2 separate regions of the Homo sapiens genome follow, and region 1 is linked to region 2. Evidence: chromatin loops called from intact Hi-C (ENCODE). Cell type or tissue: dorsolateral prefrontal cortex. All regions are shown on one strand. Each heading gives the region's core, and the rest is flanking DNA. Links, peaks and the distances in the headings are about the cores only.

Region 1 (15,956 bases), core at 4,783-12,782, 150 kb after region 2:
TTAGCCTCCTGAATAGCTGGGATTCAGGTATGAGCCACCGTGGTTGGCTTAAATATACTTCTTGACCACAGAAAAACTGTTTACTCTCTGGCTTTGTCCTTAGTTGTATCTGAGAAACAAAGGTATCCCATAAAATAAAGACAAAAGCGTAAATTAGAAAAGGAAGAAGCCAGAGAAATGCAAATTAAAACCACAATGAGATATCATTTTATACCAGTCAGAATAGCTATTAATAAAATGACAAAAAACAACAAATGTTGGCAAAGATGAGAAAAGGGAAGGTTTTATACACTGTTGGTGGGAATTAGTATAACCTCTATGGAAAATAGTATGGAGATTTCTCAAAGGACTAAAAATAGAACTACCATTAAAACCAGCAATCCCACGATTGGGTATCTGCCCAAAGAAACAAAAATCATGACACAAAAAAGACTTGTATGTTTATTGCAACACCATTCACAATAGCAAAGATATGGAATCAACCTAAGTATTCATAAATGGAGGACTGGATAGAGAAAATGTGTTACATACACAGTGGAATACTATTCAGCCAAATAAAAGACTGAAAGCATGTCTTTTGCAGCAAGATGGGTGGAATTGGAGGCCATTATCTTAAGTGAAGCAACTCAGAAACAGAAAGACAAATATTGCATGTCTTCACTTATAAGTGGGGGTTAATAATGTGTACACATGGACATACAGTGTGGACTGACAGACGATGGAGACTTGAAAGGCTGGGGGTGCTGGGGGTGAATGATGAGAAATCACTCAATGGATACAATGTATGTTATTTGGGTGATGGATACATTACAACCTCTGACTTCACCATTATGCAATAGATCCTTGTAACAAAATGACACTTGTACCCCATAAATTTATTTAAAAATTTTTTAAAAGAAACTGGCACAGAAATAATATCCTCTAGTAACCATTAAGTGTGAAAAAAAAATGCTTGAAAATGTTGACCCTTGGGAAGGAGGGATATTGAAGGTCTTGGCATGTGTTCCTGTCTATGAAACACATTAAGTCACAGACATGTCTCCCCCACCCACATAAACTGAGGAACATCTATCTGTTTAGGAAATAAGCTGTCCTAGGTAACCACCACTCCCATCCTACCACCCTTGGCCTTTTGCTTGGTGGCCTGGTTTGTCCCTGGGCATGCCCACAGACCTCTTAGCTCTAGATGTGATGATCAAAGGGAAGGTCTTAGCTCATCAACCGTGGGACCCAGAATGACCTGCTCTGGATAAGCCTGAGCAGCTCAGGAGGGACCTGGCATTTTGTCAAGTATATGGGCTAGAAACTAGAGTATTGCATTTATTTAGGCAAAGGCATTAAGCCGCAAGTATTTCACTTGATAAATTGGGTGATTTAGACCATATTTATACTCTGGATTTCTGGGAAACAATAACAAAGCATAATAATCAAATGTAGAAATTTTTGAGGATGAAATCATTTTTATAGAATGTTAACTTTGGAAAGCCCTTCAAGGTCTTCCAATGCTGTCCATTTACCAAATGGAGGAAGAGCGAGATCTGGAAGTAAACTGACTTGCTGTAGCTAGCTGGTGGCAAACTAAGCCTCAGAAAACCCAATACAGTGCCCCTTGCACCACAAGATGCCACTCATCACAAAAACTTGATTTCACCCAGCGTTCCAGCAGAATCATGTGGACTGAATAATAGCTGGTGCCACACATCAGCCCAAAGACGGTCATTTGTAAAAAGCCAAGCCCATCTAGAGCTTAACTAAAAAGCACAAATGTGGTAATGGAACATTCCTCTTGATCTCATGCTCCCAGTTACCAAATGTCCTATTACTTCTATTTCCTTTTTTAGACACTTGGTTACAAGAGATGTCTGTACCTGTTGTTTCCTCTTGTTTTCACCGTCTATGACTAAGTAAAATTTCCTGGCTAGACATCTCTTTAACCCCCTGTAAATTGGCTTCTTTTTTTCACCACTTTGATAAAGCTGCTTTGGCAAAGGTCATCGACGGTTTTAATTACCAGAGATGATGGCAGATTTCCATACCTTTCCTTTTTTTTTTTCTAGAACTCTCTGCTGCATGTGCTACTGTTGGTCTTTCCTCCACCTTGCAGAGGTCCTCCCTGGCTACCTATGAGGTTGCTTCTTGCTCTCTTCCTATTTCCTTGAACATTTCTTCTCTGTCTCCTTTTGCAGTCACCTCCTAACCACCTAAAATTCTTGTTCACCCCAGACTTGTTCTTGTTTTATTATTTTACTGCTTTCTTGGAGATATTTCAGTCAACCTCAATGTTTTAATCTTCATCTGTTTTGGTTATATGTTGCTACAACAGACCACCTGAAATTTAGTGGTTTCAAACAGTAACAAATTAGTATCTTCACAATCTTTTGGGTTACCTGGGTGAATATTCTTTGTGCAGTATTGGCTAAGGTGCTAACAGGGTTGATTGCTCAAAAATAGCCTCACTCATATAGCTGAAAATTGGTGCTGGCCACTTTACTGAGACAACTGAGGACCTTACTATTCTTTTTCTTTTTTCTTTGTTTTTTGACAGGGTCTCACTTTGTCACCTAGGCTGGAGTGCAGTGGTGTGATCTTGGCTCGCTGCAGCCTCGACCTCTCTGCTCAAGCAATCCTCCCACCTCAGCCTCCTAAGTAGCTGGTGAGACTACAGGTACACGCCACCATGCCTGGCTAATTTTTGTATTTTTTGTAGAGACAGTTTTCCTCATGTTGCCTAGGTTGGTCTTAAACTCCTGGGCTGAAGTTATCTGCCCACCCCAGCCTTCCAAAGTGCTGGGGATTATAGGTATAAGCCACCACAGGCAGCCATTATTCTTCTATATACTACTCTCCTCATGGCTGCTTGAGATTCCTTACAGATGAGGGCTGTGTTCCAAAAGGAAGGAGTCTGTGGAAGCTGCTGGTTCTCATAAGACAGATTTTAAAGTTCCATCTGACACTTCTGCGCTATTGTATTGGTCAACACAAATCACAAGGCCAGCCCAGTGGAAATAATCTACATTTATTGATAGGGAGTGGTATTTGTATGCAAGGAGGGAAGCAATTGATAGTGGACATATTTGGAGATTATCTACTATGTACTCTCATGTGCAAAATTCACTCCTCCCTCAAATTCTCATTCCATATGGAATCAGCTCCAAAAAAAAAAAAAAAGGAATCAGCTCAAAGTTTAGGACAACATCAGTTCAAACAGGCATTAGTGAGGATGAGGCATCCCTGGTCTACTCCTTGAATATAGCTTTTCAGCTGTGGTTTCTTGGATGTGAAGATCCATGAAACAAAAAAATCAGATGAGGCTGGGCGCGGTGGCTCACGTCTGTAATCCCAGCACTTTGGGAAGCCAAGGCAGGCAGATCACTTGAGGTCAGGAGTTTGAAACCAGCCTGACCAACAAAACCCAAAACCCCATCTCTGCTAAAAAGACAAAAAAAAAATTAGCTGGGTGTGATGGCACATGCCTGTAATCCCAGCTACTTGGGAGGCTGAGGCACAAGAATTACTTGAACCCCAGGAGGCAGAGGTTACAGTAAGCCAAGATCACACCACTGCACTCCAGCCTGGGTGAAAGAATGAGACTCTCACAAAAAAAAAAAAAAAAAAAAGTCCCAGTGATCTCAGAAGCTAACATAAAATTGTGGAAAAAAGAGAATAAAGCAACAATGTTTCTGCTCAAAAAAAGATGAAAACAGGAGACACATGGCCCTACTGTTCTTAGCAATTTTGAAACTCAATTAGGCACATATGGCCATTTTCTCTGATTCCAGGGGTAGAGAACATTCCCTAATTAAGAGTTCATTTCTGAACGGTATGGAGATTCCTTAAAGAACTAAAAGTAGAACTACCATTCCATCCAGCAATCCCACTACTGGGTATCTACCCAAAGGAAAAGAAGTCATTATTTGAAAAATACACAGGAAAATGCATGTTTATAGCAGTATAATTCACAATTGCAAAAATACTGAACCAATCTAAATGCCCATCAGCCAACAAGTGGATAAAGAAAATGTGGTATATATACCATGGAACACTACTCAGCCATAAAAAGAGATGAAATAATGGATTTTGCAGCAACTTGGATGGAGCTGGAGGCCATTGTTCTAAGTGAAGTAACTCAGGAATGGAAAACCAAATTCTCACTTACAAGTGGGAGCTAAGTTGTGAGGACGCAAAGGCATAAGAATGATATAAAGAACTTTGGGGACTCCGGGTGAAGGGTGGGAGCGGGGTGAGGGACAAATGACTATGTATTAGGTACAGTGTAAACTGCTTGGATGAAGGGCACACCAAAATCTCAGAATCACCATTAAAAAACTTATCCATGTAACCAAAAGCCATTTGCACCCAAAAACTATTGAGATAAACATTTTTAAAAATTTAAGCAGTAAGTATAATAATAATTTGAAAAGATCTGGAAGTCTTTGATCCACGCGGAATAGCGTATAAACTCTTTTTTTCAGAAAGCTGTTTGTCAGCAAACATCGTTATGTCCCCTTCCAATGTTATCAAGAACCTAAAACATGTAAGATGCACATAGTTTCAAATAAAATCAATAAACAATGAAAAGAAAGCGTTTGTTTCTGCTCCTTGTGAGTGATTTTCCATGGCTGTTAGCTCTTCCCTCTGGAATCTTGACTTCTCCTTCTAAATTGCCCTTCCTCTCCTATAAGAAATGCCCTGTGTTTGTAGCCTGCTTCTTTCATTAGGAAGTCTAGGGTCCTGGGACCTCTTTTTATTTTCCACTATCTTTCCCTTTGAGTTAAAGCGATATAATTCCTTTAAAAAATGTTGTGGGCTTCCTGTGTATCAAATTATAATCCATACCTAAGACAAAAGAATATCTGTAAGTCTCTTTGAGACAGAACCCTCAAGTCAGTGTGTGGTGAGGCAAAACATTTATAATTCTCAGAAGTGCTACTGTCTGATTAGGAGGGTCTAGAAAATCCCTTTAGCTATTTGTCTAATTGGGAGGTCCATGAGGCATCACTTTAAATCTTGCTGATATTTCAACAAAGGTTCTCACAACCATAGCCCTGATCTGTTCTTTACCTGGAAGCTATGTTTTCTTGGATTTGATTTTTGTCCTTTGGTCATTTCTTACTTTGGGAATCATTTGTTTTCCAGATAATCTGTGAATATAAAATTGTTTAAAAAGATTCCCATCAAGCAAGCCTTGCCTTGGAAATATTGCCTCTAAATTCTGCTTGAAAACCAATCAGTTCTTTCTTAAGCTCATCTCACTCCTCCCTACTTAAAAAAAAAGCTGCCATTCTGCTTGGAAATCTTCTTAGCCAGATACACACATTTATAGGTGTTCTTTCTATCTTTCCTGTCACTGTGGGCAACATTTCACCAATTATTCTGCCAATCCATAACCATGTCCCTGTTAAATTAAATTTGGCCTTAAGCGTCCTCCACACTTTGAATCCTATTGCAACCTAACTTAAGAGTATATTCTTGTAACAAATAGCTGAGTCTCAGCCAACCACGGCAGCCAAGCTTTCGTTAATTGCAGGCTGCCAGCTCCCTGTAACGTCCTTGAGAAAAGAAATCACATCCTAAGAGAAGCTATGTTATAGTGATATAAAGCCCATAATCTGGAGGCGTAGTGTCTGCATTGACATCTCATCTCTACTGTTTACTATCTGGATAATTCCAGGAAGGCTACATAGCCATTTGGTGCCTTGTTTCTGCATCCATAACATAGGCATAATACTAACAGGTAAGTACCTTACAGGTGTGTTATGAAGATTAAATGAGTTAATACATCTATTTTAAATAAGCAGTATCTGGTACCTGGAAGGAGGATAGGAAACACAAGTTATTCTTATTAACGATGATGATTTATTCAGTACCTAGTGCTTAATAAATACAGATGCTCCTGATACTAATAGGTAAGTACCTTAAAGGTGTGTTATGAAGATTAAATGAGTTAATATATATATTTTAAATGAACAGTGTCTGGTATCTAGAAGGAGGATAGGAAATGAGCTATTCTTAATGTTAACGATGATTTTATATTCAGCACCTAATGCTTGATAAATACAGATGCTCCTCAACTTACTATGGGGTTTCTTCCTGATAAACCCATCATAAACTGAAAATATCATACACTAAAAATGCATTTAATCCACCTAACCTACTGAAGCTCATAGCTTAGCCTAGCCTGCCTTAAACATGCTCAGAACACTTACAATGGCCTATAGTTGGTCAAGCTCATCTAACACAAAGCCTATTTTATCATAAAGTGTGGGAAAGCTTGGCGATTTATTGAACAGTGTACTGAAAGTGAAAAACAATATTGTATAAGTACTCCCAAGTATAGTTTCTACTGATTATGTATCATTTTGGCACCACCAAAATTAAAATATCAGAAGTGAACCATTGTGAGCCTGGGACTATCTATGGTTGTTGGCTTGAATTCCTTCTTTTTTCTTTTTAACTCTAAAGTGCAACCTTCCATTTTTTCACCAAGTCCCACAATTTTCTGTTTAAGTCACAGATTGTCTTGAACATTTGAATGGTGGGATTTCCACCCCCCACACCTGCTCCACCCACCCCCATTCCCTCTGACCTGGGGACAGCTGAAGAAGTAGATGACATCCAAAGATACACTTCTATTTGCCATCTCTGCACTGGGGAATGTCTCCTTGGCTGACTCAAAGGTTCTTCCCCAGCACCAGCCAAATGGAGATATAATATCAGTCAGTTGCTACTACTTCCTCATCTGCCCACATCCTGAGCAAAACAGGGGAATTCTTCACATACCCAGAGGAGTCCCTAAGGTAAATAGTCAAATTTCAATGCCTAATTGCCAACTATGATTCAAAGATAATGTAGCAATGAAAAAGCATGTGAGTCCCTTGCCATAAAAACAGCTCTTCAGAGGAAGGGAGTGTCCCCTAAGAGCCACAACTAGCCAAGAACCAGAAATAGCGAGTTTGTTTCTTAGCTATGTCTCTAGTTTCCTGTATAAAAATAAAATGAAGTGAATCATGTTTGCTCCCTAATCCCCACCAGCCTGGCTGCGCCAGGTGTCGGGACGTTTTCCTACAGCCCTATTCTGAGAACCTCTTCCTAAGATCTCCTGTGAGAGCCCAAAAGGAGAAGACTGGCTCCTAGAGCTCCTCATGGGAGCGCAGCATCTGAAAGGATGCCATCAGTCTAAATGGCCTGCTCCTTTTTCTTGGTACTTTAGAAAATATGTCTCTTTATACAATGCCAACAAAATGATTTGGTTATTTAAAAAATACAATATAATAAGATTAAAACACTTCCCTACAATGATAACCTATATCAAAACAAAAGCAAACACAAGAAGTAATACGCCTTCTCTTCATCACATAGAATCACAGGGTTTCATACAGATTCAGCCAGGAACAGCCTGAGATTACTTTAATGCAGTGCTTCTCAGTGAGGGTATTATAATAAGTTGAGGCTTTCTGGCTCCTTCTCAGGACCAGTAATGCTCGGCTCCCCTGCCTTCCTATCCCCAGGTATTGCAACAGTCAGATAGACTTCCACAAATTTCCAAACACCATCCCACATCCCCTGTCTCTGGGCACAGTACCACAATCCTTGCTCGCACTTGCCCCATTTGAATATCCTGCACTGAGAAAAGTTAAGCAAGGCCAGGCGCGGTGGCTCATGCCTGTAATCCCAGCACTTTGTGAGGCCGAGGCGGGCAGATCATTTGAGGCCAAGAGTTCGAGACCAGCCTGGCCAACATGGCAAAAACCCCATCTCTACTAAAAATACAGAAAAATTAGCTGGGTGTGGTGGTGCATGCCTGTAATCCCAGCTACTCAGGAGGCTGAGGCATGAGAATCATTTGAGCCTGGGAGGCAGAGGTTGCAGTGAGCTGAGATCACACCACTGTACTCCAGGATGTACTCCATCCTCGATGACAGAGTGAGACTGTCAACATTTTGTTCTCCATTTTCCAATGAGGAAACTGAGGCCAGAGTAATTAAGCAGTTTTGTCAAAGCTCACATCATCAAGTAATTGAACTGCAATTTCAAAGTCATTCTTATCTCAGTATGTTGTGCTGCCTCTTATAACCCCAGATGGTGCCAGGACAAGCACAGATGTGGGTTTTAATTTAAAACATTTATCGAGAGACTTCATGAAGTCTTAGGAATCACTTAGGAATGCCGTCGTGGTCAAGTGACCAGTTAATGAAGGGGCTCCCCACACTGACGAGGAAACCACCAATGGGTTGAGATAGTCCCAAGTGAAACTGTCCTGCACCGATTATTTCCCTAGCAGCATCCATGGCTAGCAGCATTCCCTAGCAGCATTCCCACGAGGGATCTTAGTGGCCAAGCAATAGTGTTTCTGCATCTCTGGAAAAGTCCACTCTGACTTTCAGCCAGAAAATAATTGTCTATGTTCATAAATTGGCAAAATACATTTCTTGCTACAATAAACAGGACTGCATCTCAGCAGGGGGTGGGGGAGCCTTTGGATAACTCTCCCTAAAGCTCCCTGCATCTTTTTGTATTTTCTGTCATCCCTGCAACTCACATAAACATTGTCCAGACCTCAGAGATATGACATTAGCTGGTTCTTTTTTAGTTGATTAGCTCTTCTGATATATTAGTAGATTATCAAAAGCAGTTTCAGTATGTCATAAAATCTGTTTGGTATTAAGTTGTACATGATGTGTTTTTCTCCATCTAGCTAAATAGTTTCCTTCAAATCTGGACCAGATGAGCACCCTGGGACTTGCATGAGCTCATGTGTGTATCTGCGTGGAATGCAGTACGTTGGGTCCCATTGGATGTGTGAGCATGTGTTTGGCCCCAGTGGAAATATCCTTAGGCACCGATGCCTCAGTTAGGGAAAAGATAAAGGCACAAGCTCAGATAACACATCTGCAAAATGTTAACGTCCTGGTGGTGCTCTCTATTCGAGCCACTTTTCCGGTTCTGTTTGATGGCTAGTTTAGGCAAATTGTGACGAGCATGAAATTGCCTTGATTCAGCAGCCCCTTGGGACGGGCATCTCATCCCTGCTCCCGCTCACTGTGCCTCTTGCTGCCGCAGGCTCACTGAGGCTCCATAGCTGGCTCCTGCTCATTCATTCAACAGGTCTCTTTTGAGCACCTATGATGTGCTAGGCACAGTGGAAAGAGGAGACTAAGAGCAGCCCTTGTTTCTGAGATATGGAGGAGGGTATAGAAATGTGAACCGACAATTGTGTTACAGCAGGATAAATATATCTACTGGAGCAGAAGAAGGGTCCAGACTAGTCCTGGGGAGAAGTGTGGCTCAAGAAAGCCTTCCTGGAAGGTCTACCCAGGAGCAGAGAGTTGAAGAAAACCCAAGAATGAGAGCTGGCGCTGGCCAGCTGTAAATAAGAGAGAGGTACCCCTTCTGGCCAGGAGCAGTCTCCTGCAGGCCATGCAGGTTGGCAGGCCCAGTGTGAGCTGTATTTAGTCTCTCCTCGTCCTCTCAAGTAGTGCCCTTGAGAAGTCAGCAACCTGCACAACCTTCCATGGGATCCTGGGATTATCCATGCCTTTTAGTTTCCTAGGGCTGCTTAACAAATTATCACCTACTGGGTGGCTTAAAACAACAAAACTTTATTCTCTCATAGTTCTGGAGGCCAGAAGTCCAAAATTAAGGTGTTGGCAAGTCCATGCTCCCTCTGCGGGCTCTAGGAGAGAATCCTTCCTTGCCTCTTCCGGCTTCCAGTGATTCCTCTGGGCAATTCTTGGTTTCAGGTTGCACTGCATTGCTCCAATCTCTGCCTCTGTCTTCACAGGACTGTCTGCTCTGTGTCAAATCTCCCTCTGCCTTTCTCTTATAAAGACACATGTCATGGGATTGGGGGCCCACTCAGGTAATCCAGGACGATCTCATCTTGGGATCTTTAAGTTGCTTGCATCTGCAAAACCCTTTCTCCAAATAAGGTCACATTCTCAGGTTCTGGAAGTTAGGACAGGGCATATCTTTTTGTGGGCCACTACTCACCCCAAGAGACCAGGTGAATAAGGAAAAAAGTATTTTCAGACAGGAAGAGCAGAGGATGTAAAGGCAAGGAGGTGTTTGTGGACTTGCTTCGTTCTTCAGTGGCAAGACTGCCTGGGGCTTAGGCTGCCAGAGGTGTGGTGGGGAGCTAAGACTGCCTTGGGAAGCAAGGAGCTGGTCTCAGAGGACCTGGAGTGCCCAGCCAAGAGGCTTGAACCACAGCCCAAAGGCAATAAGCAAGCTTTGCAAAATTTTAATTTTAACCTAGAAAGATCACGTGGGCTGATGGTTAGAGAATGTACTGGAGGCCAGCAAGACAGGAGGTGAAGAAATTCCTTCCAGAGGATGTTGCTCTTCCTCAGGTAAGGAATTTGGTGGCCTGAGCTTTGGAGAAGAGGTTATGATGGTGTGACACTGAGGAGAGGGGACCACACACAGCACTTGGTGGCTGATGTGAGCTGAGTGGGGAGGGAGCACTATTCCGGAGGTGTCCTGGCCCCAGCACTGCCCATCGTCCACCTTCAGGCAGCTATGGATACACTGGCACTGCTCTTCACAGATCAGCCCTTCGCACTTGAGAATTTGAACATGAATTTTCAAGAGCTTTGAAAGCACTTTGACACAAAAGAACATCCCCAAGAACTGGGTTGAACACTGACCTCTCGAAATTCATGTCTTCCTCGAACCCGTGGGTGTGACCTTATTTGAAAGTGAGTCTTTGCAGATGTAATTATGTTAAGGATCTCAAAATGAGGTCATCATGGCTGATCCAGGTGGGCCCTAGGTCCAACAGCAAGTGTCCTTATGTGAGAAACGCAGAGAAGGGACACTTAGGGAGAAGAGGGGGCCGTGCGAAGATGGAGGCAAAGATTGGAGTGACGCAGACACAAGCCAAGGAATGCCAAAGATTGCCTGGAGCCACCAGAGGCTGGAAGAGGTAAGGAGGGATTCTTCAATAAAGCCTCCAGAGGGAGCATAGCCCACACCTTGATTCCAGACTTTTTGGCCTCCAGGGCCATGAGAGAATAATTTCCTGCTGTTTTAAGAAACCAAGTTTGTAGTAATTTGTCATGGCAGCCCTAGGGAACTGCTACAGATTGACAATGAGCATGAAATACTTTGGACTTTAAAATAATAAGAAAAAGGAAAATAGCAAGATGACTAGATAGATGACTAGAAGTATGGGAGTTTCGTACTAGCAGCTATTCTTGTTCTAAGAAAGGGGCCCCTTCAGCCTTCCTGTCACTGTGCCATAAGGGACCAAGCTGTCTTGACCTTTTAAGTGAGTTTGCTAATCTCTCCACCTGTTTTCTTTGCTAATATAGCTGTTCTTTCTGTCATGCTAGTGTGCACCCGGGGAGCTGACAGAAATCATTGGCTCTTGATACTGATCATGCAATAAAAATGGCAAGCTGATTAGTCAGCCAGAAAGGAGAAGCCTTTTTCCCATTAGAGGCATGATCTAATGCTGTAATCACCTAGCCTGCTGACAGCGGCCAAGTGCTTGTGGTCGCAGAGTCCTCAGAACAGGTGAACCCTGTTAAAAAGCACCCTTCTCCATGGTTTCAGCTGTCCTGCAGAACATCTTAAGTCTCAGTCCCTGAAATATAACAATGAGACGGAACTCCTGTGTCCCTGAGTTTATGACAACCTTCCAAGACCATCCTTTTTGTAAAAAATATATATATATGCAAATAAAAGAACTCCAGCTTCCAAACCAGGAGGCTTCAGGAAGCCCAGGGTTCTTCCAAGGAATGTAGACACAGTCTTGGCATTCACTTACCATTTCTCCACCTGGATGTGTGTCCCTGATCCAATGGATTCAGTGCCTCCCTTCACCCCAAGACAATGCTAACATGAGGCTTTCTGGCTCAACTGAAAGCTTGAAAAAATTTCAGTGCAGAGAGGGAAAAATGAAGCTCAGTGTCAGCCATGACCAACCATACCCCAAGTCCTTGGGTCAAATCTCATCCCACCCAATTCCTACTGGTCTTCCTTCACCTTCAGGCTCCCAGCACATTGCCAGGTGTGCTCCTATGCCGTCTTTACCTCCACACCGGGGTTTGCATTGACTGTGTTTCTCTTTCCCTGAATGCCGTGCCCCCACAGCCTCTTCCCTCTGTCTACCAGTGGAAGCCCCAAATCCATTAACATCGGTACAATCCTCACTCTTTTACTTTGGTAGACACAGAGCTTGAGTGTTTCCTTGTCTAGGCTTTCCCATCCCAGAACGGAATTTCCTTTTGCACAAATAAAAGCTCAATTAAGAACGTTTTCTCCACCAGAAAGCGGGGCCCCCACAGACTAATTTGGGTTTCCATTTTTAGCAGCACAAAGAATTGGCAGAAGCTTTGAAATTGCAGTTCTTCCTCAAAGACGCCCAAGAGCCCAGATCCAATTCTGAGGCAGAATCAAAGTTCACCTACTGAATTTCCCTCCTCTTACTTCCATGACAGGGAAAGCTTTCCCCAAGCCCTCAGAGAACTTGATCTTTGTAAAGTAGAAGATGCAATTCTTCTCCCAGTAATCAGCACTGGGTGACTTTGATCAAGAAGGTTAACTGGTCTGAGTGTTGGACTCCCTAGCTATAAAATAGAATTAATAATACCTTTTCGCCATAGGGTTATTGTAAGAATATTTAAAGAAAGAACTTAAGAAAAGTGTCTGGCTTGGTGTGTGGCACACAAAATACGTTCATTACTTCTTCCTTTCATTGTATGATTAAGCAATAGTTTGCTTTGTTGCCTTATACAAGGATTATAATATAGTTCTAAGGATTATCTGAAGTTCAGAAACTGGTTAGCGAAGATACACTGAGCTCTCAACAAAGTCAACATGCACTGCATTATAGAGTGTTCTCTTGGCTCCATATCTGCACATGCCTGTAATTATTTATTTGAGATGAATTCCCAGATATGGAATTCGTGGTCAAGAGGTACATACATTTTTAGGACTGCCGCTATACATTGCCAAATTGCCTGACAGAAAGTCTGTGCCACAGACTTCTTACCTCCCCCACAGAATTGTGTCCGAGAGCCTATTTCTTGAAATCTTGAGTTTTTCCTCAAAATGTATTAGCTTGATGGGAGAAGAGCGGTTGTGGAATTGTTTCTCAAACCTGGAAAACAAGCATCCCACAAACCCAACTCACTTATTTTAAAAATGAAGATCCTAAGACTCAGAGAGATTAAGTGACTTGGCGAATTCATCTAATTAGTAAGACAGCCAAAATCCATACCCCATGTTTCCTAATGCTGGAATTCTTTCCATTATACCACTCCAGAGAGAGAGTGTTAGCCCTGAGGTGAAACCACTCAGGGACTGCTTAATAACAAAGTTCAATTAGACCAGAGGGAAGGCGCTGTAGAGAAAAGTGCTAATGCAGAGAGCTTTAATTAGTGTCTGGCTAATTCATCCTCAGATAAGTACAGTGTAGTGTTTGTGTTAGCACCACCTACTGGTGAAAATTTAGACTTGTACAGGATTCCTTTTATGGAGTTGCAGGTAGAATGGGAAAAATCTCCGGAAGATTTGGACTGCTTTAAACTGTCTTATTCTAGAAAGAAGTCGGTAGAAAAATGAGTAGGTATGGAGTCATTGAGTCATGAACCATAAGGACTTCAACTTCTGTGGTCTCAGAATTGCTGTGAATGAAGTTCCAATTTCCTGCAGCAACAAAGTCAGTTTCCTGTTCTTCCTATCGGCTATGTAGAATGTAAACCTCTTCATTTTTCTATAACCTAATTTCTAGTTTAAGTCTACATTCTTCTAGTGGCAGGAAACTTAATATATAGTGTCTTCCTGGTAAAAATCACTCACTTCAGTGTTTATGCAGTCATGCCGGTTTCAGTCACTCAATTCAAAATTTCATGCCCTTCCCTTCTTCTTGGGGTTGCTGGTAAGATCCTGGAAATATAGGATGGTGTAGGTGTAGAAAACGGGGTTCTGGGGGACTGAGAGAGGGATGGGGTGGTATGGTCCACAGGCATCCTTAGCCTGAAGCAGACCTGGTCTTTGGCCATCAGCACCTATGCGTAGTGGCACCCAGGGGCCATACTTGGAGGCTGCCAAGTCCTCCATTGTTAGAAAGCCCTCCATCTCCACTGTATCTTCTTGTCCCAACCTCAAGCTCTGCTCAGGTCTGCGGCCCTCTTTTGGCCATTTTGTGCCCATTTTGGAGGCAGGAGCAAGGGAAACTTTAGGATGCTCTCTTACATGGGCCTGGCTGTGACAGATCGGGGGCTTTCCTGGGGCCTCCCCACTGCTTTGCTCTGTTGCGCTCTCTTCTCCACTATGGCCAGCATACAACGCAGGGGATGGCAAACTATGCCCTGTAAAGGGCCAGACAGCACGTATTTTAGATGAGTACTCCACTCTGTTACTGTAGCACAAACGCTGCCACAGGCAATAGATAAATGAACGGGCATGGCTGTGTTCCAATAAAACTTCACTTACAAAAGGAAGTGGCATGCTGCATTTGGCCCTCAGGGCCCTTGATGATCTCGGTATGTATCTGTGCTGTTCTCCCCTAACTCCAGGCGTCTCCCGTAGATCAGGGCACACATTCTCAGGTCTTGGCATTACTAAACCTATCTTGATGATTTATCACCCGCTACCCCACTTCAGAAAATCACAAGACGAGGGAGCAGGCAAAGTGCAGGACCCCTCAGGGCTATGTCAGCATCTTCTTCTTCCCTTCTCCTCTTTCCCTAGCTAGAGCAACCATCCTTTCCTCTCTTTCCATTCTCTTGTTTGTAGTATAAACTTTTATGTCGTGCTTACGTGGGGCTTAGCCTTTAGATTTGATCACACTTTTCTATCACAAACCTTGGCTATGGAGGACCCACCCAATCTCTGTAATAAGAGTCAAGAGCCTAAATGATTCAAAGTCAAGAACTTGACATTTGTTCTGTGTTCTTCATAATCCCTCCCTTCCCTGTGAGTAGTGGATACCTGGAGTGACTGGGAATATGGTCCCATGATGTCCTCTAACCCTTGCTAAGTTCTGGGCTTTGACCAAGCCTCAGCCATACTCTGAGGGCAGCTGGATTCAGGTAAGTTTGCTGGTCTGGTATTTGTTCCTCTGTCTTTATCCTATGAGGAAATAAGAAGAGTAAGGTTAACTTGACATTGTTAAAAAAACTGCTCACTCACATGAATAGAAATGAATCCTTTTGGGGCAAAACCATTTAGAACAGAGCGTTTCAAACTGCAAATTGCAACCCTTTAGGGTAGGGGTAGGCAATTTTTTTTCAGTAAGGGCACAAATTGTAAATATTTTAGGTTTTGTGGGCTGTACTCAACACGCAACTCTCAACTCGCAACTGCTCAACTCTGCCACTGTAGTGCGAAAATGATCAAAGACAATGGGTAAACAAGTGAGCGTGTCTGTCCTGTAATTAAACTATTTATGAATACTAAAATGTGAATTTCATATAATTTTCACCAGTCATGAGATATCATTCTCCTTTTGATTTCTTCCAACCACTTAAAAATGTAGAAAATTTTTAATCTTATCTTTTTAACTTTTATCTTATCTTTTTTATTTTATTTTTTGAGACAGAGTCTCAAAAAGTTGTATGGAGTGCAGTGGTGTGATCTCAATTCACTGCAACCTCTGCCTCCTAGGTTCAAGCAACTCCTGCCTCAGCCTGCAGAGTAGCTGGGACTATAGGCATGTGCCACCATGCCCAGCTAATTTTTCTCTTTTTACTAGAGACAAGGTTTCGCCATGTTGGCCAGGCTGGTCTCAAACTCCTGGTTTTAATGCAATCTGCCCACCTTCGCCTCCCAAAGTGCTGGGATTGCAAGTGTGAGCCACCGCGCCTGGCCAAAAATGTAAAAAACATTTTTAGCTTACAAGCCTTACAAAAAGAGGTGGTTAGTTAGATTTAGCCCTGGGCCATAATTTGTTGACCCCTCAATTAAGGGGGTCATGAAATCAGTTAAGTGATACTGGACAAAGAATT
Region 2 (15,956 bases), core at 3,642-11,641:
AAGTCAAATTTCTAGTGATGAAAAATCTGAAAATGAAATTTAAAAAGACAATTCTATTTATGACAGCATCAAAAAGAATAAACTACTTCGGAATAAATTTAACAAAAACAGTGCAAGTCCTAAACACCAGAAACTATGAAACATCATTGAAATAAATTAAAGAAGACCTAAATAAATGGAAAGACATCCCATGTTCACAGATTGGAAGACTTACTACAATTAAGATGATAATAGTTCCCAAATTGATCCACAGACTCAAAACAATGCCTATCAAAATGGCTGCTGGTTTCTTTGCAGAAATTGAAAAGCAGATCCTAAAGTTCATGTGGGAATGAAAGGGGCTCAGAATAACTATAACAATCTTTTAAAGAAGAACAAGTTTGGAGACTTACCCTTTCCCATTTCAAAACTTATTACAAAGCTACAGTAATCAAAATTGTGTGGCATAGGCATTAAGACAGACATATAGAGTGAAAGAATTGAATTTAGAGTCCAGAAATAAGCCTAGATATGTACAGTTGATTGATTTTCAACAAGGGTACCAAGATAATTCAAGGAGGAAAGAATAGTCTTTTCAACAAATGATGCTTCAACAACTACATATTCACATATGCAAGGATGAAGTTGGACCCCTACGTCACACAAGAATAAAGAGAAAATTATAGGGCTAACTGCAAGAGCTAAAGCTATAAAACTCATAGAAGAAAACTTGGGAACAACTCTTCATGACTGTGGATTAGGCAATGATTTCTTAAATATAAAGCTAAAATCACAGGCATCAAAAGAAAAAATAAACTGAACTTCATCAAAATCACACTTTTGTACTTCAAAGGAGACTGTCACAAAAGTGAAAAGACAACCCATACAAAAGTACATTAGTGGGCCGGGTGCAGTGTCTCACGCCTGTAATCCCAGCACTTTGGGAGTCTGAGGCAGGTGGACCACAAGGTCAGGAGTTCAAGACCAGCCTGACCAACATGGTGAAACCCCGTCTCCACTAAAAATACAAAACTTAGCTGGATGTGGTGGCACGTGCCTGTAGTCTCAGCTACTTAGGAGGCTGAGGCAGAAGAATTGCTTGAACCCGGGAGGTGGAGGTTGCAGTGAGCTGAGATTGCACCACTGGACTCCAGCCTGTGTGAGCGAGTGAGACTCCAACTCAAAAAAAAAAAAAAAAAAAAAAATACAATAGTGATTGCCAGGGACTGGAGAGAAGAAAGAATGAGGAATGACTGCTAATGGATAGTGTTTCTTTCTTGGAGTAATAAAAAAGTTCTGCAATTAGAGGTGATTGTTGTACAAACTTGAGGATACACTAAAAAAGCCACTGAATTGTATACTTTAAGAAGGTGATTCTTATGGTATGTAAATTTTAGTATTATTTAATATTAATAAAATAAAATATTAATATTAAATAACAATCGGCATTTAAAATATTTATTTTAAACTATTCTTATTAGAAATTAAAATTCATGCCTGTAATCCTAGCACTTTGCGAGGCTGAGGCAGGCAGATCATTTGAAGCCAAGAGTTTGAGATCAGCCTGGCCAACATGTCAAAACCTCGCCTCTACTAAAAATACAAAATTAGCCGGGTGTGTGGGCCTGAAGTGGTGTGTGCCTGTAATCCCAGCTACTCAGGAAGCTGAGGCAGAATTGCCTGAACCTGGGAGGCAGAGGTTGCAGCAAGCTGAGATTGCTCCACTGCACTCCAGCCTGGGCCACAGAGCGAGACTCCATCTTAAAAGAAAGAAAGAAATTAAAATCGATAACACTAAAAATATTGTTTTACAAAATTATAATTTTAAAATATAGTCATATAAAATAACAATAAGAAACCATTTACATTTAGCAGTATATATGCATACACATATATGTATACATATATACACACATATATGTATACACACATATGTATACATATATACACACATATATGTATACACACATATGTATACATATATACACACATATGTATACACACATATGTGCATACATATATACACACACGTGTACACATATGTGCATACATATATATACACACATATGTGTACACATATGTGTATACATATACACACATATGTGTACACATATGTGTATACATATACACACATATATGTGTACACATATGTGTATGTGTACACATATATAGACACATATATGTGTACACATATGTGTATACATATATAGACACATATATGTATACATATATGTGTATACATATATATATACATATATGTGTACACATATATATATACATTTTAAAGTTTCTTTTTCTTCTTTTTTTTTGAGACAGGGTCTCACTCTGTTGCCCAGGCCAAAGTGCAGTGGTGCCACCTCACCTCAGCTCACTGTAACCTCCTCCTCCTGGGCTCAAGTGATCCTCCCACTTCAGCCTCCTTAGTAGCTGGAACTACAGGTAAGCACGATCACACCCGGCTAATGTTTGTATTTTTTTGTAGAGACGAATTTCACCATGTCACCCAGGCTGGTCTTGAACTCCTGGATTCAAGCAACCCACCCACACTGGCCTCCCAAAGTGCTGAGATTAAAGGAGTGATCCACTGTGCCTGGCCAAGGGAGGAGTATATTAATAGCTTTTAAGATAAATATGGATATTCTTTCTTGATATTACACTAAAATCTGACAAGTTATAGTTTCTTGAAGATGAAGATCATGTTTATGTGGAATCTGAAACCATAATGATGAAATTCCATATTCTGCTAAATTTAAATTATTAGCCCACCTTGCACTTTGGATGAATATTTTACCCATGCATGATTTTATAGCATCATGCTTTGTCATTTGGAAAATATTGGTTTACTAAATTATGCAGATCATCCAAATGTTGATCTATTTCAATTCCATACAAAAAACATCTTATTCATTAATATCACAATTATTCTCACTCAAAAGTCCAGAAATACTGAGAAAGTGTCAAACTCACCATAGTGGATACAAGCAATCCACAATTCTACTTTTCTCTTGAAAGCTCAAATTCTATCATTGGCAACAAATACAGTCAGTTGTTTTGTCAGTGACAGACTCACTTCATTTATTTTTTAAGAAAATTTCTGCGAGATACCCATCATCTCTGAATAACAATAGTTTGTCAGTTGATAGAGTGTTCTTTTACTTTTTATCATTATTATTTTTTTGAGACGGAGTTTTTTTGCTCTTGTTGCCCAGGCTGGAGTGCAGTGGCGTGATCTCAGCTCACTGCAACCTCTGCCTCCCGGGTTCAAGCTGTTTTCCTGCCTCAGCCTCCCGAGTAGATGGGATTACAGGCGCCGGCCACCATGCCCGGCTACTTTTTGTATTTTTAGTAGAGACGGGGTTTCTCCATGTTGGTCAGGCTGGTCTCGAACGCCCAACCTTAGGCGATCCACCCACCTGGGCCTCCCAAAGTGCTGGGATTACAGGCATGAGCCACCGCGCTTTTAAAAAGTAGCCAGCTTAGTTCACAATTCTAATAATTGCAAAAGTACTTTTCCTCAAGGCAAACATCATATTTCAGCATGCAGCACACGTGCTTTATGTGTTCTTTCTATTTAATCACACAGAATAGTAAAAAGACATGTATTTAAGTATGGAGGTTTAAGAAAATTAATAATTTTTACCACTTCAATCAAGGAGACTCTTAAATAAAATAAACTTGGACTTTTTTTTTTTTTTTTTTTTTTAACTATGAGTGGGTCTGTTGGTGAAAAATTCCATGATGACTAATGCATTCTATTACTTTGTGCTAAGGTGCCAGCAACTTTATCCACCATTACTTTTGTGCTAACAGGGGCAAATGTCAATGCAACCAAAAGGCCAAACAGCATCTTGGTATGGAGATAGTTATAACCTTCTTACCTCAAAGGGTCTTAGTGGTTCCTGAGGATCTGTGGACCACACTCTCTTTTCTTTTTTTCTTTTCTTTTCTTTTTTTTTTTTTTTGAGACAGAGTCTCGCTCTGTTGTCCAGGCTGGAGTACAGCGGCGCAATCTCCTGTCACTGCAAGTTCCACCTCTCGGGTTCACGCCATTCTCCGCCTCAGCCTCCCGAGTAGCTGGGACTACAGGCGCCCGCCACCATGCCCGGCTAATTTGTTTGTATTTTTAGTAGAGATGGGGTTTCACCATGTTAGCCAGGATGGTCTCGATCTCCTGACCTCGTGATCCGCCCGCCTCGGGCTCCCATAGTGCTGGGATTACAGGGGTGAGCCACCGCTCCCGGCTGGACCACACTCTCAGAACCTCTGCACTGAACTCTAAGGCCATGAGGGCAGCGTGTAGGGACCTTAATGATTTGGTTCACTGCTGTGTCCTAAAGACATGAGAAAAAGGCTGGACAAGAAAGGAGGATCTCAATGGGTATTTGTTGAATGAATATATGAACAAATCCCACAGAGGATCCAACTTTGTGCTCTCTTTGGTTAGACTGTGCGGTATTGAGCACTTCAAGAGCTACTGGTAGCATTAATCAGTGAAACATATGAAGTACTGCTTCAAATTCTCATTGGAAGTACAATTTTTTTAAAAATTCCCCCTTAAGAGGAGTTTAATGATCATACTATTAAGAGAGAAGGTTAGGGCCAGGCTTAGCGGCTCACACCTGTAATCCCAGCACTTTGGGAGGTCTGGGCGGGCAGATCACTTCAGGCCAGGAGTTTGAGACCAGCCTGGCCAACATAGCGAAACCCTGCCTCTACTAAAATAGAAAAAAATAAATGGGTGTGGTGGGGCATGCCTGTAGTCTCAGCTACTTGGGAGGCTGAGGCAGGAGAATGGCATGAACCCGGGAGGCAGAGGTTGCAGTGAGCAGGGATCGCGCCACTGTACTCCAGCCTGGGTGACAGAGGGAGACTCTGTCTCAAAAAACAAACAAACGAAAAACAAAAAAGAAAAAAAAGTGAAAAGAAGACAGGTCAGAAGTTCTGGCTCTGAATGGTCTTTCCTTATGTATAAATCACGTTAAACTGTTCCTCAACCTCTGAGTTTGCCTGGAATTTTCTTCATGCTTGATTCCAAGTCAGTTCATCAAAATAATTTTTCTTCTGCTTAAGTCTCCAATGTCAGCTCTTTTTTTCACACAAAGATTTCACCAGCACTAACTTGGCTAACAGATTCTAGAGTAAAACAGGGCTGCTTAACTTTTATCTGTGTGGTGGAAAGTGCTCAATTTTTTTTTTTTTTTTTTTATTTTTGGAGACAGGGTCTTGCTCTGTCGCCCAGGCTAGAGTGCAATGGTGCGACCTTGGCTCACTGCAACCTCGGATTCCCAGGCTCAAGTGATCCTCCCACCTCAGCCTCCCTGGTAGCTGGGACCACAGGTGCACACCACCATGCCTGGCTAATTTTTTGTAGAAACGGGGGTTTTGGCTTGTTGCTCAGGCTTCAACTTCACAACTCCTCATTTATATACGTGTGATATGTTGTTGCCAATTATAAAGTATGGATTAGTAAAGCCTTGATTTGCTTTCTGCACCCCACTTTGTCCTGGAGATGAGGGCCCATAATAAGGAATGACCCCAGGAATCCTTTCTCAACTTGGAGACCTTTCTCCCTCTTTCTCATCAACTATTGGGGGTCACAGGATATTGCACAAAACGAAGGCAGTTTGAGAGTCCAAAACCTTTTCACATCTTCTGTGTGAAAATTTCAAGAAGAAAATCAGCAGGATAAACATGAAAGGTCTATCTAACATTAAACCTGGAATGCAGTATGGGTTCAACAGATGAATCTGGAATCCAAATGATCATTTTGGTTTTCACCTTCTGAAGACATCAAGGACCCCCTTCCATAGACAAGAGCCCACTAAAACATGCTCTTCCTCATGTTCTTCTTAAATACGTCCTTCCCTACTTCAGCACGGGTATAGCTTGGTTGCTTTTCTCTCCCTCTAATCCTACATCTGGCACTTTGTGGGTGTTTAATAATTATATGTTCAGACGAATTTCTTCTAAATGTCTGTCCCAGATTAATTCATACTGTGTGAATGTTATTGATCTGGAGAGGAGGGTATAGTTTAGAGAATAAAGTATTTGAAAGGAGGAATGAATGACCCAGACGGGGTATCCCAGGGAATGGCAAAAAGTAAAAGTCAAGGTAAGAAAGAAGAGTAACTAACAGAAGTAGAGTTGTTAAATGAAAAACAGGACATCCAGTTAAATTTGCATTTCAGATAAACGGCAAATGATTTTTTAGTAGGCCTCATGCGATGTTGGGGTATAGTTACACTAAAAATATTATTTGTGATTTATCTGAAATTCAGTGTTAATTGGGCATTCTGTATTATTTGTGAAATCTGGCAACTCTAAACAGGGAATGACAGGGAAGTTTTGCTCACACGGAACTTTGCTCTGCCAAGGCTCAGAGGACGGGGTGCTGGGAGTCCTAAGTATTTCGTCACTTAAATTTCTGCTAACAGGATCTTATTTTCTTTATAAAACATCCTTTACAAGAAAAATTTTGCAAAGTGGAAAACTACATTTTACAATTCATTAAAAAATATATTTTGGCTTTGAGTGGAACTGTGATGAAAATAGAGAATGAAACAGCATAACGGAATTCACTGTCATCACTGAAACAAGGGGACTTTGCCATTTCCCCATAAACAAAGTTTAACTCTACCCAGGTCTCTCCTCTCCTCTCCTCTCCCCTCCCCTCCCCTCCCCTCTTCTCTTCTCCTTTTTTTCTTCTCTTCTCTGTTACTTTCCTTCCCTTCCCTCCAGTGCACTATAAAGGATGCATTAACTACACCATGACTGCTCTGAAAATGTATCCTGGGATCCTTGGTTGACATTTGCTTTTAGTACAGGCAGAGGTCACTTGGAGCAAAGTTTACAAGCCTTTTCTTGATTACATTGTGCTTAAAGTGTTAACCCTGTTAGCAGTCACAGCACAGATTTCCTCAATGAGACTCTTGTGCGCCTGACAATGTAACTATTTATTTGCAGAGTCACTACCATTGACATTTGTGCTGCTCAATGCAAAGTGTTACCAGTGCTTTCTTTATGTCACTGTTTCTCTTCAGTAACCAAGAAAAGCAAAACAAAGTACAAATAACTGCTTATTCAGAAAGAAATCTCAGATTGTTCCTTAAACCTGCTCCAGGCAGCGGATACAGACTTTTGAGTGATCTGGAAAATATGAAAAGCACTTGGCTGGGATACAAAACCCGAACTGATCTGTGGTGATGGCAAAAGCAGAAATAGGAGCTCAGTAATAAAAATAAATTTCTATATGGCTGATCATGGTCCGGCTGGCTTGAGGAGGGAGGAGCAGGTCTTGGAAGTTAGGCTATTATCTGAGCAGTCGTTGCTTTGGTGGTGTGTGTGGGGGTTGGGGAATAGGGCTTTGCTTCATAGGCCATCCCTCAATTGTTGTCTGATTGATTGAAAAAGGCAAATGGTGCCGCCCTGTTCCTGCCAAGTGTTTTCTTCTGCGTCTGCTCTCCCTGGGTGCCTGGAGCGTTGATCTCTGTGGCTCTCTCACCTGCTGCTTTGTTCCAACAAAGCTGGCGTCTTACAGCCGCCGCCACTCACTCTTCCAAGCCGTTGTCCTGGCTGTCCTGACTGTGTAAACCCTGCCATCCCCATCTGCCCAGCCACCTGCCTCCTTGTCTCTAGATATCCTCCCGCGACCCCACCACTTCTGGGAAGCTCTCCGGAATTATGACCACCCACTTGTCTCCAACTGCTGGCCCAACCCTCTCCCCAAAGCTGCTCTCAAAACGACTGCATCTCATTTCTGTTGATTGTTTCTATGTCACAGCAGAGGGGAAGGTGCACACACACTGAGTCAGGCTGGGATTCATTTATTGACTTTGTCACTTACCAGCTCTGTGACCTTTGGCCACAACAGTAATGATGATACCCTACAACTATAAAACTCTTGTAGTGTGCCAAGCATGTTTACTACACTTTCCATACTTCCTTCTATTTTATCCCTGCATAGAAGCTATGAGATACATTAATACAATGATTCTCCTTGTTTTACAGACAAGAAAGCTGAGGCTCAAAGAAGTTAAGAACTTGGTTGAGCCAAGCATGGTGGCTCATGCCTGTAATCCCAGCACTTTGGGAGGCTGAGGCAGGCAGATCACTTGAGCCCAGAAGTTCAAGACCAGCCTGGGCAACATGACAAAACTCTGTCTCTACAAAAAATAAAAACATTAGCCAGGCACGGTGGTGCGCGCCTGTGGTCCCAGCTACTCAGGAAGCTGAGATGGGAGGATTACTTGAGGCTGGGAGGTCGATGCTGTAGTGATCTGTGATTGTGTCACTGTATTCCAGCCTGGGCAACAGGGTGAGACCCTGTCTCAAAACAAACAAATGAAACAAACACACACAAAATTTTTGGTCAGGATCAAATAGCTCTTTAATGGCCGGACATGATGGCTCATAACTGTAATTTAATTCCAGTACTTTGGGTGGCTGAGATGGGAGGATCACTTGAGGCCAGGAGTGCAAAATCAGCTTGGTCAACATAGTGAGACCTCATCTCAAAACAAAACAAAAAACAAAACAAACTCAAATAGCTCCTTCATGATAGAGCTAGGATTGGAACTCAAAGTGTCAAGCTGCAAGTCCAAACTCTTATTGGGATCCAAACACCAGGCTAGGTATCTTTATTATTTAATTCTCTCAACAGCCCAATTAAGTGTGTATTGTCCAAATTGTACTGATAGGGAGACCGAGGGTCAAAAAATTGAAGTGATTTTCTCGTGATCATGGCTCTAGTAAGTAGGCAATGCTGGATTCAACCCCCTAAAACCCTGTTTCTTCACTTATCACAAGCATCTTCCAGATAGAAGGCTTATACCTGTAGTGGAAGGAAAAATAGTGTGTTTGCACTGACAAGTTTGCAAGATGATGGAAATGTTGAGTCAAATCCAACTAAACAAACATTTTCCTTCTAATTTTTCTTATTATTTAATCCTAGGACTTCCTAGAGTCTTTAACACCGTGCAAAATATGCACTGTGAGGCTTCGAGAAAGGATTTAATAGGCAGCCTTTTCAAATTTATTCGACCATAATGATTTTTTTTTTTGAGACCCATCTATTAATATTTTTTTTGCAGTAGTGTTTCCCAGGACACAAATTTGAAAAACATTGCACTATATACTTAAGTGACAGCACACACAGATAAGAATACAGATAGAGAAATTGTTGTTGCTGTTGCTATTCAGGAGACCAGGATGGTCTTGATCTCCTGACTTCGTGATCAGGTAGTGATAAGGTTCTCCAGGTGCTTCCCAGAGCTATCGAGTCTGCCAGGGCCAACCAGCTGCTGTTGGTACTCAGGAGCCCGGCACCCAGATGTCATTTGCTTCATGGGTTCATTGAACTGGTGTTTGTTGTTGCTGCTGTTTTGCCTGAGCTCTACGGCTTTCTGGCTTCTTCCTACTGGGTTCTAATGTGGGCTCAAGCATTTCACAAGGGAGTCTGTTGTTAAAATCCAATAAAATCAAACTCAGAGTAGACATCAGAATCAGCACCAGCCTTAGTATAGGCAGGCATTGAGCACTTTAGGGCCATTGTAATAATAGCTACCGGTTAGTCAGTGTTTACAATGTACGGGGCTTAACATGGGTTGTTTCATTTAATCTTCCTGATAATAGAGATACTGTTGCAGAAATCTCCAAAAGGGCCCTTGTGTGGTCCCATCCACATTGAGTTAGGGACTGTCTTGTGTGACTAATACACTATCACATAGGTGATGCTGTGAGATTTCCAAGGTTAGGAATAAAGTCATTGAGCTTCCATCTTGGTCTCTTGAATTGCTTGCTCTGGATGAAGCCAGCTGCCATTTTGCCAAGACACTCAAGCAGTACTGTGGAGAGCCCATGTGGAAAGGAACTAATTTGTCAGCCAATGTGAGTGCCCCACCTTGGAAGTGGTTCCACCAGCCCCAGTCAGGCTTTCAGATGAATGCAGACCCCAGCTAACATCTGACTGCAACTTCATGAGAGACCCTGAATGAAAACTACCCAACCTGAGGCACTCCTGAATTCCTGAACTATAGGGATGACTATTGTTTTAAGCCACTAATTTGTGGAGCGACTTGTTACAAGCAGGAAATAATGACTACAGATACTATTAGTATTCCCCATTTTTCAGATGAGGACATCGAAGCTATAAGAGAGGTTAAATTGCTTATTGAAGGTCACAGGGCCTACTCACTCAAGGTCACAGCCAGAGTTTACGTGGCTGATACAGGATGCCACAAAGGACCTCTTTCCTCAATCCCCAAAATATTGCCCCAGAAGTCTGCAATAGTATCCACAATTCTATTTCTGGGCTCATTTATTCAGTGTGCTGATGTGATAATACAGAAAGTTTTGGAACCTGTCCATATTTTACCTCTCATGAACTTCAGCTCCTTAGAGAGTAAATATCATCTACCTGGTTGTGGATAAAATGATTGAATATATTGAAAGTTCAGGCAGATTCTAGGCACTGGATATTTGGAAGTTCCCTTCCCTTCCAATTCCTTCTTTAGCATTGGGCTTCACTTTGGTGGTGAGGAAAACAGAAGGTTAGCTTAGCCAACAATCTGTCATTCTCACCCTAAAGGGAATTAGCTCATCAGGATCCAGTCCTAACTGGCAGGAGACTGAAGAGGCAGGCTTTTTGCTTGGAGAGCAAAGGACAGGAAAACATAATTTCTGAGTATGGTTTACACTGGGAGCAGGCAAGCCTGGCTGGGTGCCCCAGAGAGCTCTGGAACAGCTAGAGGGCATCATGAGAGCCTGGAGAAGGCAGAAATGGGGCCCAGTAACTGCAATTGGGAGGGAACTTTCTTTCACTGATTTGCCTAAGGCCAGTCATTCCTAAATTGCATCACCAAAGATGATCATGGTATAAAGCATGGTCAAGAATAGCTGCTTTGGCCAGGAGAAGCTAAGAAAAAAAAGTTGTAATTCTGTTAGAAGTGTTTTTGTTTTTGTTTTTAAATGTTAATCCATGTAAAGACATAAGTTCTTGGCCCAGGTATAAATACCTTCAGAGATCCACAAAAAAACAAAGTTACACATCTTATTTAGGTCACATAGCTAAATAGAGGCAGAGTTTGGTCTAGAACTCAAAACCTACGTTGTAATCATTATGTTTGATCAAATCAATTTGTTTTGGCTTGAAAAGCACACACATCCCTTCTTCCAATAAACTTTTTCTCATTAACATTGCCAAAGGTTACTTATTTTGAATTTTTTCAGCACTAATAAGTAGTCTGACATACATATTAGATACTTGATTAAGCAAGGTTTTTTTTTGAACACTTACTATGTGCCAGGTACTCTATCACCTGCTAAGGATTTAGTAATGAGCAAAATGCACAATTCCCCTGTTGTTATGAAGGCTTTATTCAGCAGTGGATAGGGTGGAGTTATAAGATAGTTGAGAAACAGGCCGGGCACAGTGGCTCACACCTGTAATCCCAGCATTTTGGGAGGCCGAGGTGGGCGATCACTTGAGGTCAGGAGTTCGAAACCAGCCTGGCCAACATGGTGAAACCCCGTCTCTACTAAAAATACAAAAATTAGCTGGGCGTGGTGGCATGTGCCTGTAATCCCAGCTACTTAGGAGGCTGAGGCAGGAGAATCGCTTGAACCAGGGAGTAGGAGGTTGCAGTGAGCCTAGATCTCACCACTGCACTCCAGCCTGGGTGACAGAGCGAGACTCTATCTCAAATAAATAAATAAATAAATAAATAAGAAAATAAGATAGTTGAAAAACAAAATTATGTAATTAACTACAAGGTGATAAGGAAAAGTAAACAGGAACGGGGGACAGAGACAGGGTTTGTGGAGTAGACTGGTACAATTTATATAGAGAGTGGCCAGGGAAGTTCTCACTGAAAAGGTAACATTTGAGCAAAGACTTGAACAAGGTAAGAAAATGAGCCTGTGGTTATCTGGGGGAAGAGTATGCCACAAATTTTAGTATTACTACGGAATCATTCTCTGGTTCTTTCAGGCTTATATGTTTATTATTCTCCATCCCCTATTAAATTGTCAGGCGTGTGTATTTCATCTTCTGCTTCCTTTGGGTCTAATAGGACTGCTTTCTGCAGAATGCTATTTGTACCACAGACTTAATAAATGCTTGTTGAATATTTTGGTTAAAGTCATTTTCTCACTATTGCCCTTTTTAGGCAAGAAATGAAGGAAAAAGTACAGTAGTAGTTCAGTACTCTGTCCAATATTCTAAATGACTTAGAATGTACAAACCAACATCTAGCTGTACTATCCAACATTCTGGGTTAACATTCTTTGCCTTCCATAAACATTACATCTAAAAATATTTGCAAAAGTCGTGGCTTCTCCTAAATTCAAAACAGGAAGCCCCTATAGTTTCTAAGCTATGTTTATTCACCTCCAAACCCCAAACTAGAATCCACCATTACTTCTTTGCAATTATGAATTTTTTTTTGTACAATGAGCTCTGACATTTTTTGAAAATGGTTTCCTGCCTAAGCTAGAGACATCCTGTTATTCTTAATGATATTCTATGCCACCTACTATTAAGGTGTCTTGAATTCATAAGAACAGAACCATTCATGGCTAATCACTTGTTCCTCTTTGATTTTTGCAAAAAGAGACACTTCACAGATCTGCTTTCCAATTTCCTTTTGAAAAGGATTCTCAGTTTTTATATCAATGAGATCTTGATCTTGTTTGATATCAGTGCTTTGCATAACGGCATATAGCCTGTGCCTGTTTTATTTGCTCTGATTTTATTTTGAAGAGACAGACTGAAAATGAAAAGGAGTTATAACAATGGTGAAGGTACTAAGGATCCCAATAATAACGACACTGGGAGAAATCAAACAGAAAACTAAAATGAGAAGGTAGTGTCAGCAGCTGAGTAATAAACTAACATGACGCATACGAAGTGGAGACAAGGCAACATCTTAACGAAACTGAAGAGACTGGGGAATCAGGGTATATGATTTTCTGAAGGATAATTGAATTCAGCCCTAAGTGAAGAAGGAAACTTTTTGCAAGGAAACCTGTTACCAAATCAGATGGTAGGTAATAAGACACAGAAAATGTGAAACAGAAGAGCTTGTATGTGGACACCTGTGGGTTGTATAAATGCCTCTAACAATGGATATTAGAATAATGTGGAGATAATCATTTATAGTTTTCCCCCCCAGTATTTTAATTTATAGCTCCATACATTCTCTTATCAAATGTATTCATGAATGATTTATTTATCCTCTGGGGAAATAAAAGTGCAATCAAGTACCAACTATCCCAAATCTTAATCATTTCAGGATGTCAGCTATAGAAAAAAGAGGTTGTGTTTACTGTTTCTGCAGTGCATACAACACTACTTGTACATCTGGAGAAGGAAAAGCAGCTGCTCTCTCTGCATGTGAGACTTTGGTCCAATTATTTATCTTTTTGAACTTTACTTCTTTTAACTGCAACATAGAAATAATATTACAAAACTTAGATGGTGTTTAGGAACATAAATTACAATAGTCAAATTATAGCAGGTTCCCCGCACTCTCTTTACATATAGGGATTTATTTAATTGTAATAAGTCTTATGACACAGGTTTCATGATTTACAAATGAGGGAATGAAGCACAGAGAGATCCAAGCCATTTGCTCCCAGCCACACAACTGTGGAACTGGCTGCAGGGACCACATACTTGAACTCCACTCTGAAATCTTTCTCTAATAATGGAGATAAAGCACATAGTAAGTGCTCAGTAAATGATTATTATTATCGTTGTTGTTGTTATAGAGAAGAGATGTGTTTGTTCTTACACTTAAGAACATTCTGTTACAGATTGCTCCACTAAGACTCCCAAGTGCATTTAGATGGGAGAGAAATTGGAACTAATAAAACAGAAATTTTAAACTTAATTGGCTGGGTGTAGCGGCTCATGTCTGTAACCCTAGGAGGACTTTGGGATGCCGAGGTGGATTGCTTGAGGCCAGGAATTTGAGACCAGCCTGTCTCTACAAAAAGTAATTAAGGGCTGGGAGGAGGGAGAGTATCAGGAAGAATAGTTAATGAATGCTGGGCTTAATACCCAGGTGATGGGATGATCTGTACAGCAAATCACCATGGCACGTGTTTACCTATGTAACAAACCTGCACATGCTGCACATGTGCCCCTGAACTTAAATATATAAGTTGGAAAATAAAAAGATATTAAAATGTCTTCATTTACAAATAAAGCAACTGATTGGGCATGGTGGTTCATGCCTGTAATCCCAGCACTTTGGGAGGCTGAGGAGGTTGGATCATTTGAGATCAGAAGTTTGAGACCAGCCTAACCAACATGGTGAAACCCCGTCTCTACTAAAAATACAAAAAAAAATTGGCCGAGCATGGTGATGCATGCCTGTAGTCCCAGATACTTGGGAGGCTGAGGCAGAAGAATTGCTTGAACTCGGGAGGTGGAGGTTGCAATGAGCCAAGATCGCACCACTGCACTCCAGCCTGGGCGACAGAGTGAGACTCTGTCTAAAAAAATAAATAAATAAATAAAAATAAATAAAAATTAAAATTAAAAAAAAATAAAGCATAAGGTCAGGCGCAGTGGCTCACGCTTATAATCCCAGCATTTTGGGAGGCTGAGGCGAGTGGATCACCTGAGGTCACGAGTTCGAGACCATCCTGGCTAACACGGTGAAACCCCATCTCTACTAAAAATACAAAAAAATAGGCTGGGCGCCGTGGCTCATGCCTGTAATCCCAACACTTTGGGAGGCCGAAACGGGCAGATCACTTGAGGTCAGGCATTCGAGACTAGCCTGGCCAACATGGTGAAACCCCATCTCTACTAAAAATACAAAAAGTAGCTGGGCATGGTGGCGGGTGCCTATAATCCCAGCTACTCTGGAGGCTGAGGCAGGAGAATCGCTTGAACCTGGGAGGCAGAGGTTGCAGTGAGCCGAGATCTTGCCACTGCACTCCAGCCTGGGCAACGAGAGTGAAACTCTGTCTAAAAAAAAAAAAAAAGTGCAATTAAAAAAAGTAAAAAGTTAAAAAAAAAGTATTAGGTACATCTCCTTTTGGATCATATGTTCTAGATTTACAAGTGGGTTGAACTGATTAGTCATCTCAGTCAAAAAACTGCTCCCTTAAATGCAGATAGCAGTTCAAGCTAATCGCCCAGCTAAATCAATTGTTTAATTCCATTTAAAGTAATCAACCTGTCAGCTCCTTGAGGCTCTAGCCTTTCTCCTATGGTTTTATGGCTCTTTTGAGTGTAAGACACAGTTAAAATGTTGAAATTGCTCCTTCGGTGAATAAACAGACTTGGTAAATAGGTCAGATCGCAGAAATGGCTGTTTCTTCTACCTCCACATTTTTATGTTCAGAATCCATCACTTTTGCTGATGTTTATAGAGCCTGCTTATGCGTTTCCTTGTTTGATGTTGTCAGAGAGCCTGGGGGAGGGGTTTATTCTTGCCATTATCTCTGGGTGACGTGCTAAAAATGACAGTCAATTGGAGTACTTTACTCAAAATGTCAAAATATATCAGTGGATATACTTCATCACACTTCATGACAAGGGATCAGAATCCTAAAGCTATGCTTGTCATTTATATTTTGCTATAAATATATTTTGTGGGCTATTTTGATGCTAGGTCGAAAGTGTGGAAAGCTAATGGTTATTTGAAAAAAAATAGAAGAGAACTGAACTGAACTGATTTGTAAGGAAATAAAAATATGCCATTGGTCGCATCAGAAATAAAGATCACTTAATGAAACAAAGAAATCTATATAACACAAGCAACTATGTGTGGGCAGTAGAGGCTGGTGGTTAGAATGGGACTCATTGGAGTTAGTCTTTCAAGGTCCAACCCTGGCTCTGCCACTTATTCACTACGTGTCCATAAACATGTTACTGACCTCCTCATGCCTGTGTCCTCATCTATAAAATGGGGGTTAAAATAGGACCTAACTGCAAGGGTTTTGGTGAAGATGAAAGCAGTTAA

Evidence for each region. A loop is a pair of places that touch in the nucleus more often than their neighbours do. Peaks named below come from ENCODE experiments on the same cell type or tissue, not always from the same donor. Only the 100,000 strongest peaks of a DNase experiment are listed, where the experiment ranks them.
Region 1: a loop joins it to region 2, with 3 times the contacts of the local background. A loop is called at or near these places in 10 of 110 quality-filtered maps.

The regions. Positions count from the first base shown.
Region 1 is chr4:26,079,575-26,095,530 of GRCh38, reverse strand. LINC02357 (long intergenic non-protein coding RNA 2357) reads right to left here. Exons shown (of 3, transcript XR_925506.3): 2 at 14,941-15,081. Among named protein-coding and RNA genes, the nearest start is that of LINC02357, 17 kb to the right of the region's middle. RefSeq lists enhancers at 6,732-6,841, 14,152-14,331. In dorsolateral prefrontal cortex, for the core only: no CTCF peak of the experiment used is centred there; no DNase peak of the experiment used is centred there.
Region 2 is chr4:26,230,432-26,246,387 of GRCh38, reverse strand. All of the region lies in intron 1 of LOC124900690 (a long non-coding RNA gene), which reads left to right. It also overlaps a transcript of RBPJ not described here. Among named protein-coding and RNA genes, the nearest start is that of RBPJ, 83 kb to the left of the region's middle. RefSeq lists enhancers at 6,941-7,489, 7,490-8,040. In dorsolateral prefrontal cortex, for the core only: CTCF peaks have their summits at 6,805 and 10,712; DNase peaks (open chromatin) are centred at 7,369 and 10,696; H3K4me3 peaks cover 1,319 bases; H3K27ac peaks cover 6,352 bases.